3 separate regions of the Mus musculus genome follow, and all the other regions are linked to region 3. The links are chromatin contacts, found by Hi-C or POLR2A ChIA-PET in ENCODE. All regions are on one chromosome and are shown on one strand. Each heading gives the region's core, a stretch centred on a gene start or an enhancer-like site at or near the end of the contact. The rest is flanking DNA. Distances are from core to core; before and after follow the strand shown. Region 1 holds the start of Rpl12 (ribosomal protein L12). Region 2 holds the start of Ralgps1 (Ral GEF with PH domain and SH3 binding motif 1). Region 3 holds the start of Garnl3 (GTPase activating RANGAP domain-like 3).

Evidence for each region. Hi-C counts contacts between places; a loop is a spot of excess contacts on that map. ChIA-PET counts read pairs that join two places held with the same protein, here RNA polymerase II (POLR2A).
Region 1: a map of T-helper 2 cell shows a loop between it and region 3 (2.6-fold over the local background). The contact joins the promoter of Rpl12 here to the promoter of Garnl3 in region 3. A Hi-C loop is called at or near these places in 1 of 37 maps with a recorded cell type or tissue (T-helper 2 cell). POLR2A ChIA-PET finds 5 or more read pairs at or near these places in 4 of 5 experiments (Patski and embryonic stem cell).
Region 2: POLR2A ChIA-PET joins it to region 3 with 35 read pairs in embryonic stem cell. The contact joins the promoter of Ralgps1 here to the promoter of Garnl3 in region 3. POLR2A ChIA-PET finds 5 or more read pairs at or near these places in 4 of 5 experiments (Patski and embryonic stem cell).

What each region holds. Positions count from the first base shown.
Region 1 is chr2:32,959,973-32,963,688 of GRCm38, reverse strand. It overlaps Rpl12 (ribosomal protein L12), which reads right to left and starts at 1,977. Exons shown (of 7, transcript NM_009076.3): 1 at 1,850-1,977; 2 at 1,567-1,640; 3 at 1,017-1,115; 4 at 623-704; 5 at 106-192. The coding sequence starts at 1,886. It overlaps Lrsam1 (leucine rich repeat and sterile alpha motif containing 1), which reads left to right and starts at 2,048. Exons shown (of 26, transcript NM_199302.3): 1 at 2,048-2,127; 2 at 2,434-2,645. Snora65 (small nucleolar RNA, H/ACA box 65) reads right to left here and starts at 388; the gene lies at 271-388.
Region 2 is chr2:33,369,168-33,373,120 of GRCm38, reverse strand. It overlaps Ralgps1 (Ral GEF with PH domain and SH3 binding motif 1), which reads left to right and starts at 1,627. Exons shown (of 20, transcript NM_175211.5): 1 at 1,627-1,851.
Region 3 is chr2:33,128,639-33,132,675 of GRCm38, reverse strand. Garnl3 (GTPase activating RANGAP domain-like 3) reads left to right here and starts at 2,057. Exons shown (of 30, transcript NM_001355200.1): 1 at 2,057-2,252. The coding sequence starts at 2,161.

The sequences.
Region 1 (3,716 bases), core at 728-3,227, 170 kb after region 3:
TTGCAGGAACACAGGGAAAAAATATGGATCCATGGGAAAATCCAAATCTTGAACCTTCAACAGCAAAGTGGCAGCCACCACTCAGGGAAAATAGCGTGCTCTTACCAGAAAGTTCTCTAGCCAAAGACCGGTGTCTCATCTGCCGGGCAATGTTGACAATCTCATCAAAAGTAATGTTCCCACTGTGTTTAACTGCAGAAAGCAAGTACAGGGCCTTTTACAGCTTCCCCTGTCTTCTGAGATCATGGCTCCATTTTACCTATCGCTGGGCTGTTCCCATGCTTTCGGCACAGAGCCATCCACATGTAGGACAGCCCTGTTTCCTAAAAGCTGGGGCTCACTGTCAGCTCACCACTGGATTGCACCAGCCAACAATACTGGTCAGGTGCAGTGGCGGGTGGCTGGGGCACAAGCAAGTCCTCACCAGCAGCCCTAACACGATTTTAGGGATGGAAACAGATAAAGTTAAACCCCTGAGGCACTGTTTCATTTCTGCACCCAGGAAAGGGAACAGACAACAGACGCCTACTGTGATCTCATTCCACCCCTAGGTCCCAAGAAAGGGGTCGACACAGCTGAGTAGCACACTGCAGCGGAAACCCAGGGAGTGGGGCCGACTCACTGTTCTTCTGCTTCTTCCTGTCTCTCGGTGGCTCCTTGAGGGCTTTGATGATCAGGGCTGAGGCAGAAGGCACCACCTCGATCTGCAAAGAGACTTGATGTGAACACAGCCCAGAAAACCAACCACCACCAGACACGCTAAAGGGCCCCGAAAAAACAGCTCGGCTAGCTAAGGTGCTTCCTGCTGGCCTCACCTCCAGAGTTGAATCCCTAGCATGGCGGACTCCTGCACCCTGGCACCTACTACTGACTTACAGTGAACCCTGTCGTATAGCCCTCCCACAAGGATAAAATCCGATTCACCGGGACAGGGAAATCTTTGCCAAGACCCATGATTCCTGAGGGCTGCTATCTCAACCCTTCCCTCAACCCCCCACAGCAAGCAATGTAAATACCTGGGCCTGTCTGTTCTGGATGGTCAGTTTCACTGTAATTCTGAGACCCTTCCAGTCACCGGTAGCCTTGGCAATGTCATCGCCAACTTTCTTCGGAGACTGTAGAAATAATAGCATTCGTTACCATGTGCCCAAAGTTGAAGCCAGGACCTTCAAGCTCACCGCCAGCCCTCCTCACCGTCCCACAGGAGCCTGCCCACAATGGCTCCACATCCTTCTTCACTAAGACAACTCTGCAGTAAGGGCTAACAAAGCAAAACACTTTCTGCTGCAATGGGGAACCCTCGGAGCTTTAAACACTAGGTTCCCGTGCGTTACCCACGGAGGCTAGTGGATTTAAGCAAGTCCAATGGCTGCCTCAACCGGGCTGTGGCACGAGCCTCCGTGCACGTGTTATCTCAGTTTTCCTTTGCGTCCCAAGTCCCAGCACCCACATCCCGGCCTGCACCAGGGACATGGTGGCCTCTTCTGCCCTCCACGGGGACAGAACACATCTACAGGCCAAACAGCATGCACGTTAGAGGTCTACGGCTCGGGAGCGACGACTTACCAGACCCAGAGGACCGATCTTCGGGGCCAAGGCGGATGTGGCGCCGACCTCGCCTCCGGTGCACCTCAGGTACACTGAAGAAAAAGCAAAATCAGAACCTCTGCGGCGCAGGCCGCCCTGCGCGCTGCCGTCGGGCTTCAGATGTCCCGGGCCAGGCCTTACCCTAAGGCGCACGGGCCGCCAGAGCGTCGGGCTCCCTCCCCTCTTACACACGTGGCAGCCAAGGCCCAAGGGAGACCCGCCAGGCCCCGGGACAGCACCCGGGCGCGGCGAGGGCACGCACCGACTTTGACCTCGTTGGGGTCGAACTTGGGCGGCATGGTGGAGGCGGCTGGTGTCGGATGAACCCGGATTCGGGACGACCGAAGAAAGTTGCACCGTTGCCTCCTCCGAGCCGAAAGCCGAAAAGACGGATCCTGCTCCGCCCACGCCGGATATAGGCGGAAAAGCTCAGCTCTCGCGAGAACCGCTGGCCCCACCCAGTCTCTGGGCGACACCCTGGTCGCCCTGTTTCTTATGGGCAGGCGTCTGCGGCAGAGGACTGCAGAGCTTGGTCTGTGGGTGAGCTCGGGATTCGGAAGGGGTAAATGTTCGGAGCACCTTGCCTGGGCAACAGAGTAGGGCTGCACCAGAGGTCCTGGTTCCTGGTCCACGTTCCCTTCTCTTGACGGTGACTCTGGAGCCCCTGGGACCCAGCCCAGGGCCCCGCCCCTCCCCTAAGGGATCTGCACCTGACTTGAGCGACCCTAGTACCAGTGCCACCCTAGTACCCTCCTAACCTGTTTGCGGTATGTGCATGTTAGTTACAGAAACAAACTATTCGAGTCTAATCACGAGTCTTTAATTCTGCAATTCCTTGGTTTCTAGAATCTCGAGACTTTGTCATCCTGAGTTGCGTGTCTTTCTGAAATTTAAAGTTTCGGTGCTCACTTCTATGTTTGAAGGAGACCGGACACCAGCTCAGCTTTTGGGGGCCAATGGTTTGTATCTGTGGCCAAGTCTTCGGAGTGACTGGCCTACCTTGAGGTCCACCCAAGAATCGGAACATCGGTGGAGGACCTCCCCATCCACAGAGCCAGGTTAGCCGCTGGCCAGCCCTGCCAGGGAAGGATGGGTGTGGTTCTTCCCAGCCAAGCTGGACCATCAGGAAAGTTCAAACCAGAACTGAACGAGCCCTGCTGAGAACGGTGAGGGAGGGGGAATTGGCAGAGATAGTCATTGAAGAAGGTATTTGGAAATGTAGATCTGGAGGATGGGGGCGAGGGAGGCTAGTCATTAGTGAGCCATCTGTAAGGGATTTAAGTCGTGGCCATCAGATAGGGATGGAGGGAGCTGTCTCTCAGGAGTGCTGCAATTGAGTGCGGAGAGTCCTGAGCAGGCCCTGCAGGCCCAGCAACCTCCTCTGACAGCCCACGCCCACAAATGGAGACCTGAAATCCCTCAGGACCACATGTGTCCTCTACTGCAAGGCTCCTCCAGCCCTCTTCTCCTTAGCAACTGTAATAGTACCTGAGTGCATTTGTCATGTGTGTGGTACCCTGTGGCAGAGTCTATGGCATAGACCTGACATACATGAAGTCACTGACCCCACAGAGGCCAGCATTGGCAACATTGCTCCATATTACAAATGAGGAAACCGGCTCCGACCAGTGACACAAAGTGACACAGCTAATGTCTTAGGTGTCAGAGCCCATGCCGTGAGTTACACACTTCCTCCAAATGATTATGTCCTTCCTATTGCTGGCCCTTAGACAGCACTGGAAGTTGCAGCCAGCTATGGGCAGCCAGCTACTGAATTCAGGACACAATGATTAACTTGGCTAAACTGGGAGGTCCAAGGAGCCGTGCAAGCGGCACAGGATCAGGACTTGAAAGGCAAGTGTCCCAGCCTGGTGTTTCTACAACCCAGGTCATATCACCAGATGAATGACCTTACTCAGCATCGGATTCTCCACGGGGCTGTAAGGAGAACCAAATGAGCAGTAGCTGGAAGCCTGCTAAGGTGCCTGAAGATTGCATTTTGATTTTTGCTTAACTCATAGATCTCTCTAGTATTGATATAGTTGAGTTCCCCCAAGTCACGGCTACCTCCAGTTTGGTCTTGATGGTTCCATCCTGACAATTTCCAGAGCTGGAAGTGACTCATCAGC
Region 2 (3,953 bases), core at 378-2,877, 240 kb before region 3:
ACTCAGGATCTTTGGAAGAGCAGTCAGTGCATGTGCAGTGTATGTGCAGGTGATGCACACGCATGCAGAGGTGGCCAGAGGAGGATGTCAAGTGTCCTGCTTTATACTCTCCATCTTATCCCCATGAGATAGGGTCTCTCACTGAATCTGCTAGCCAGCAAGTCACAGCAAGTCTCCAGTTTCCATCCCCCAAATCCTAAGCATTAGGGTTACCTCTACAAGCACGTCCATTTTCTTTCTTTCTTTCTTTTTCTTTTTCTTTTTTTTTTTTTTTTTTTGGTTTTTCGAGACAGGGTTTCTCTGTGTAGCCCTGGCTATCCTGGAACTCACTTTGTAGACCAGGCTGGCCTCGAACTCAGAAATCCGCCTGCCTCTGTCTCCCAAGTGCTGGGATTAAAGGCGAGCGCCACCACCGCCTGGCTACGTCCATTTTCTTATGCGTGTCCTGAGCACTCCACTTTACGCTAGACCATCACTCCTAACTTTATAGCCATCTACCCAAGCTTCCTCAAGCTTGCGCTCAGCTCTCAGCCTCTCTGGATTCCAAATTTTCTAAAAGAATCCTCACACCATGCATCTCTTGTTTTATCTAAGGGAAACAGTTTAAGACTATCCTTCGGGCATCACTGTGTTCTTCATGCAAAATAGCAGACGTTTGCCTCAGAGATCCCCTATTCCCTCACCTCACTCTTAAAGTGGTTTAATTTCTGCTGATTCTCTTGTTTTCCTCTCCCTCTTCTTTTAAATAGTGCAGTATCTAAATCTTTCCATAAGCGACGCCATAGCAGCAAAAATTACGTTATCAAAATGATCTTGTCTACAAGTCCAAAGAGCATCCTACCCTCCTTTCTCTTGTAGGCGTAACAGAATTTTGCTGTGGTTCTGACTTTAGGGATTCACAGCCACCCACTGGCTTCCACGGTCTTTGTAACTTAGTATCTCTGCCTTTAAGCCAGATGATTTAAGCTCTACTCACTGCGTTTGCCTGGCCCAGCCATAAAAGGGTCTGGGTGCAGGGAGACAGCTTCCAGGCCCATTCTCCCTGCTTTGAACGCTATGGTCTTGGGCAAGACCCTCTTCAGGCCTAACTTTTACCTGTTGTGAAAACCATGGGTCAGTCTCAAGGACCTCGAAGTGTGTTATTGGATTGACTGTGATTGTCAATTTGACAGATTTAGAATCACATAAAGAAACCTAGGGATAGGTTTGTGAAGAATGGGACTAAGGTGATGATGTCTTGCTCACAAAGCCTTTTTTTTTTTTTTTTTTTTTTTTTTTTTTTTTGATGTTGTTGTTGAAAACGATAAACTCTAGGTAGGAATTTAAGAAGGACACTGGGTGAGGCCTGGAAGGATGTTTGTAGACTGAGTCTATTTCTAGGCAGGGGGTGGGCGTGGCGGGCGGCTGAGCCCGACGAGAACAGCAGAGCATCCTTGCAAGCCTGAGCGTCTGCAAGACCGAAGCGCAGGCCGCGGCTGGTGGGGTGGGGGGTGGGGGGGTGGGGGGAACGGGGACCGCTGCTGCAGCGGCTGCGCACTGGTGCAACCAGCCGGTTCATTTGCGTGTCTCCGCCCCTACGGCAAGCTGGTTGGAGAACCCTGGTATGGTGCCGCGCGCCGATTGGCTGAGCCGGCCGCCGCTCAGGCCCAGGAGTGGACGGTTCCTACTGCGGCTGGGCACCGGCTGGGCTCCCGCGTCGGCCTCGCGTTTCAAGCTTGCGCCTGGCTCAACCTCAATCCGGCCCCGGTCTCGGAACGAAGGCGCCGCTGCCGCTGGGCCTCTCGCAAGACCATGAAGAAGCGGTGGCAGCCACTGCGGCCCTCGTCAAGGTGACCAGCCCGGACTACAGCGGTGAGAGGAGCGGCTGGCGGGGCGGGGCCCTGGGCGCGAGCCGCTGCAGGTGCGGGGGGCGGAGGGGGGGGGAGAATGGGGGCGGGCGGGGCGGGATCCCCGGCCGGAGGGGGTGGGGCGGGGCCTCGGCTCGAGGGTGGGACCTCGGCTTGGGGTTGGAGGGGGGGGCGGGACCATGGCCAGCTCGGGTCCCAGGGACGCGAATGACAGCGTGTGGTTGTCGGGGAGATGGCGGAGCGGGGGGGGGGGGTGGTGGTGGTGGTGGTGGTGTTGGGGGGGAAAGGGCGCAGGTGCAGGAGGCGGGTCCCGCGGCCTGATGGATTGGGGGCGGAGCCTGGGCGCGAGGCGTGGGGTCTGGAGGGAGCTCAGGTCTCTGGGACCAGAAAGGGAACCTGTGTGTAGGTTAGCGGCGGGGAAAGGGCTCAGGTGCGAGGGGCGGGGCATGGGGTGGCAATGGGAGGGGCTGCAAGGAGAGTCTAGGGAAAAGCACAGGTGCAGTGGGCGGGGCTGGGGAAACCCTGTAGGGGCGGGGGCGGGGGGAGGCAGGGGGCGGGGCTGAGGATCATTGGCAGGTCCGGAAGCAGGGCTGCAGGTGAGGACTAGCCTGAGGGTGAGTGGGACCCTTTTTGGAGAAGGAAGAAGCTGCCCTCTCCGCCGCCGTCTTGGGGCTTTGGGTTTTCTGCAGGCTCTGGAGGCATCCATGGTTGTCTCTTGGAGGGGCAGGCCAGGGCAGCCTGTGTCTTTGCTGAGTCGTACAAGGATCGCAGCTGCCCTGGTTAATAGGCCGACTGCTTTCCTGAGCCAAACCGAGCCCTAAGTGGGCACACTGCCTTTGTTGTTGTTGTTGTTGTTTTTGTTTTACTCCCCTGTTGCTGTTGAAGGAGCTTGGCTGGATTTCGGGGTGGTTAGGTTTCATTGGTTGATCAGCTGTTGGAAAATGTGTGCTCTTCAAGAGTAGTCGTTGATGCTATGCTCGGAAGGGTTCTGGATCTCATGGTAGCAGATGCTCATGCAGATCTTCACAGTGCTGGTCTCAAAAAGATAGAAAAGGCAGCGTGGTGGGGGCGAAGAGGCGGAATGAGAACTTGGCTCTTTGGAGCTGGGACAGACACCTGGGAGTTATTTTTGCCTTTTTGTGTGTTTTGTTGTTGTCAAAGTGACCATCCCTGGTGCCTAATTGTGACCTTCCAGGGCCAGAGGGGAATTCCTTGTCAAGAGGTGAGTTAAGGTCTCTTTCTTGCCGGGCAGTGGTGGCGCACACCTTTAATCCCAGTACTTGGGAGGCAGAAGCAGGCAATTTCTGATTTCGAGGCTAGCCTGGTCTACAGAGTGAGTTCCAGGACAGCCAGGGCTACACAGAGAAACCCTGTCTCAAAAAAAAAAAAAAAACAAAACAAAACACACACACACACACACACACACAAAGAAAAAGAAAAAAGAAAAAAAGAAAAATAAAAGTCTCTTTCTCTTGAGAGTTTGAATCACATTTGTGTTGGGGAATTCCCTCCTCCAAACTAGAGGTGGTTTAGATTATGGTACTCCCTGTGCAGCCTTGGGCAGGAATGCAGCCTGGGGAGCCATGATGAATGGAAAGGGAAGCGTGTTTCCCTTGTTGGCTGACCTTTGGACCCCAGGTCCAGTGTGGATCTTAGCTGATGGGCTAGGCCTATAGTAGAGCCCATTGGAATACTCCCACTACCAACTTGATTCTGCCACGTTTCAGAAAGAAGACTTTAGGATGAAGAGCACGGCAGACCTTCATTAGGTATTTATGGAGACAGAAGGGAGAAATATGGTAGGGCCTCTGTGCTCCAGAAGTACCCTTTATCTGTGTGTGACCTTTGGGTGCCTTGTGTTTCCTCGAGAGTGCTTGGCTAATCTAACCTGACATGCTTTCACCCTGGGTTATATGGACTGAAGACAAGGTGCAGAAACTTCTTTGCTAGCTTGCATTTGCCTTCATTTTAGAAACGTGGGACTTTTGGGGGGACCAAATACCATGATGCTGGCTTCCCTTGCTACCATTGGCACTGGTGATTCAGAGCATCATGGGATGTTGCAGGGATAGGCTCCTGTTCCAGAAGCACTTGTGTGGCAGGTGC
Region 3 (4,037 bases), core at 808-3,307:
CCCACTGTAGGTGGTAGTATCCCGGGCAGGTGGTACTTGGCTAGATAAGAAAAGAAGGTGAGCAAGCCAGAGGAAAATCTGTTAAGTGCTGATTCAGTTCTTGAGTTCCTCACCCTTCCAGCTCCAAACTGTTGTACCTCGTTGTGGACTCCGCTTCAGCCAGGAAGACCCGCATCATCCAGGCACCCCTGAAGTGAGGAAGAGGCAACGTGGGCGGGGCTTGTGTAGGGCAGGGGAAGCTAAAGGGCTCTTGGGGCTGAATAGCCAAGGGACAAGAGACGCAGAATTGCTCCAAGTACAGACCTCAGTTTCTGCTTGGGACATTGAGCTCCTGCTCTGACTTCCCAGATGATGGGCTGTAGCCTGTAAGACAAATAAAGGCTTTCTTCCCTAAGGTGCTTTTGATCACAGCAACAGAAACTGAACTAGAAATAGATGGCAAAGCCATCCTTACTTAAACTCAGATGAATTTCCACACCCAACTACAGTGCAATGTTACAGAACTCAGATGATGCATCCGACTCGGGGAGGAAATGAGGGGTGGAGGTTAGAGCTGTCACAAAATTGGAAGGTTATGAATGAAAACCTGAACCCACAACTGGTAGACAACCAAAGCTCCCCTCAGCCTCACTGTGTCAGACCACAAACAGCCACCAGGAGACAGTAGTACCTCCTTTTGCTGACTGGTTAGATCCTGAGGTAGCGCAAACCTCATGGTGGACCCCAGTTCAGGCAGGAAGACCCGCACCATCCAGGCACTCCTGAAGTGAGAAAGAGGCGACATGGGCGGGGCTAGATAGGCGGGACTTGTAGGCGGGGAAGCTAGAGGGCTCTTGGGGTGGAATAGCCAAGGGACGAGAGAACAAAATTGCTCTAAGTACAGACCTCAGCTTCAAGAGAAAAGAGGCGGAGCTCCGGGGTTGGGGGCCATGCCTGTGGGCGGGATGTGGAGAAAGGCGGCCCCCAAAAGAAGGCGGTGCTACGATAGAAAGGACCAAGAGGTGCTGAGGTGAGGAGGGTCAGCAGAGAATCCAGCAATCGGAGCTGTGGAGCGGCGGGCCGATAGAGCGCTCTGTGCTGGAGGGGTAGGTGGGAAGGGCCTAGATCTGTGGGAATGGTAAGGAGCGGGAGTGATGGGCCGTGGACCCGACGAAGTTGAGGATCCAGTGGGCATTGGGAGCCTGCGTGCGCTACACAGAAGAACGGAGGGAGCGCGGGTAGAAGATCTTGGTGAGGCCAGTTCAGGAGGGGCGTGGCTGGAGCTGGTGTAGAGGCAGGGTGGGGCCTGCACTGGTCTGAGAAGGGCCGGAGAAACGGAGATCGTTAGCTCGGGGCGTGGCCTGTGCCCAGACTAGGGAGTGAGGTGGGTTTGGCTAAGAGATGGGGCGGGCCCTTGGCAAAGCTGAAGGGCAAAGGGACTGACTGGATAAGGGTTTGGGGTGGGGCCTGAGCCCACTGATAGGTAAGGCTTGGTACTTGGGGCGGGGCACGGGTGGAGCCTGAGCAGAGCTGAGAGGAGATCTGCGTGATTGGGGCGGGGCAAAGGCGGACAGGGGCGGGACCTGAACCTAATTCAAATAGACTGGGTTGGGGCGGTGAGGGGGCGGGGCCTAAACCCAGCTGAGTGGTGAGGGAGGATCTTCTAGATTAGGGGCGAGGCAGGGGGAGGGCCAAGGCCTCAAAAAGGACCAAAGGGAGTGGATTCGGTAGGAGATCAGGGAGGTTCCGGAGACTAGCTCCGGAGAGATGAGGCAAACTTCGCTAGGCTAGGGGCAGGGCTTAAAGCCAGAGGTTCGGAAGAGGCGTACCTGCTAGAATGGGGGCGGGGCAGAGGTGAGGCCTAAAGCCAGAGGCGTGGTTAGGCCGTTAGAGTAGGGGCGGGGCCTAAAGCCTCAGGCGTGTTCAAGGGACCTGATTAGAGTAGGGGCGGGGCTTGGACCCCGCGAATAGTCTGAGGGCGTGGTTAGGCTGGAGTTCGGGGCGGGGCCTGAGGTCCCAGGCTGGGCTGGAGTTTGGGGCGGGACAGAGGCGGGGCTTGGGTCCGGTGAGGGGTGCGGGGCGGGGCGTGGGCTGCGGCGCGCTAGCTGAGCGTCCGGCCGAACACCGCCGAGGCCCGAGCCCACCCGAGTGTGCCCGAGCCGTCGGCCCCCGCCCGGGGCGATGGAGCAGGAACCCGGCGGGGCTGCCGCTGCGCTCCTGCGGCAGAAGAGGGCGGCGCTGCGGCGCAGGGGGTGCAGCTTTGAGAGTCCCAGGTACCGTTGCCCCGGAGGGGTGCAGCCTCTAGGGGTGGGAGAGGGGAGTAGGCCACGTGGGGGTTGGCGGTGTGAGGGGACAGAGTGTGGCGAGGCCGCGGCGTGGGAGGGAGTCGGCGCAGAGCCCAGTAGAGCGGCCGGGCCACGCTGAGGGAGTGCCCAGCGGGAGGGCTAGAGACCTGTGTCCGGCCGGCAGATGATGTGGACGTCCGAAGCCTCGGCCCTGTGACAGGCCCTGCACACTACGGCTCAGGGAGGTCTTGGGCTGTGGAGAACGCGACCTGCCTGCTTCTAAATGCTCAAGGACAAGGTCGGAACCCCTAAGCCCCCAAAAGGACACCCTTTAGGCTTCTCTTGCTTTCTATAATCCATCCTCGCACCCCAAGTGCCTGGCCACCTGCTGCCTATGGCCCCGCCCATCTGTGGTTGGGGTGGGGGGCACCCTGCATAGTTCCTAGGTCCTTTCTCTTTCCCAGGTTGTCCGTGCCCCTCCCGGACTTACCTTCCTTAACTGGCGCCCTCCTGAGGAACCAGCCTGGCCGTAGGTGAAGCTTGGCTGCTGCCGGACACGCCCTTCCCTTTGCGGCTCTTGCCCATGCCTATCCCCGGCTTACTCCCACCTCCAAGGAATTCCTTGTAACTTGAAATGGGTCCTGCTTCCAGGTGGACTCATTCCTTTCAGAATGACTCCAGCACCACCATCTGGGCCAGATTTTCATCAGTATTCTGTAATAATGGCCTTAGGGAGGGTATCCTGAAGCCAACCCCCTTCCTCCTAGCCTACTGCTGCCTGCACCCCTGAGTTTTTAATTGCCATAGCATGGGTAGGGACGAGGAAGAGAAAAAAGATGTAGGACTCTAACCTCCACTGAGGTGGAAAAGAGAGTTCATTTGCTAAGGCACAAAGCAAACCAGCCAAGATCCTTAAAGGAAGGTGTGATGCCCTTAATTGGCCTTTCTCAGACTCAGTCCTTGACACACTGCTCCAGCAGTTCTGATGCTGTGTGGTAAGGACAGATATCAAGGCTGCTCTAGCCGCTGCCCTAGCCTCTTCCCCATCACCACAGCTGCCTCAAGCCTGGCCCATCACAGAGCCTGAAGGGCTTGGGCACTCCTCCCTCAGGCTGTAGAACTGCTCATCAATTCTTTTTGAAAGTCTTTCTTGAACTCTAGGCTTAGCTTTGTGTGATCAGCACCTGGGCATCTGCCAAGAAGGTTCTAAATATTTGTGTGGTGACCTGAGTGGAACATTTCCCTTCCATAGGAGACCCAGGCAGCTAACAATCTCTATGGCTTGAGCATGAAGAATAGGAAGAGGTATACCAAGAGACTGGAGCAAAGAGAATCTCTCAGGTCTGAGGCAGCCTGCTTAGGACAGTGCTGCTACAGAACTTCCGGACATGAAGGAATGGTTCTGTAATGCAGCCCATGCAGTCCGGGAGCCACAGACACCTGTGGCTGTGGAACACCTCGCCAAGACACCTGAGTGTTGAGTTGTGCTTAGCCTTCAATGCAAGTAACCACATTGATCCCAGCACTACCCCCTCAGCCAGCATTAATTAGCTTTCTCAGGCTCAGTCCTTGACACATCTGCTCCAGCAATTCTGATAAGAGCCTTAGGAGGACTGAGAAATGCGTACCATAGTGGACAGTGCTGGCATAAAAATTAGACTTCCTTCCCCTTTGTCTTCATGACCATATTCTTCAAGAACTGAAATGACTTACAAGCCTCCAGGTGTTTTTGTTCTCTGATACACCATGACATTATCTAGTGGCTTGTGAGAT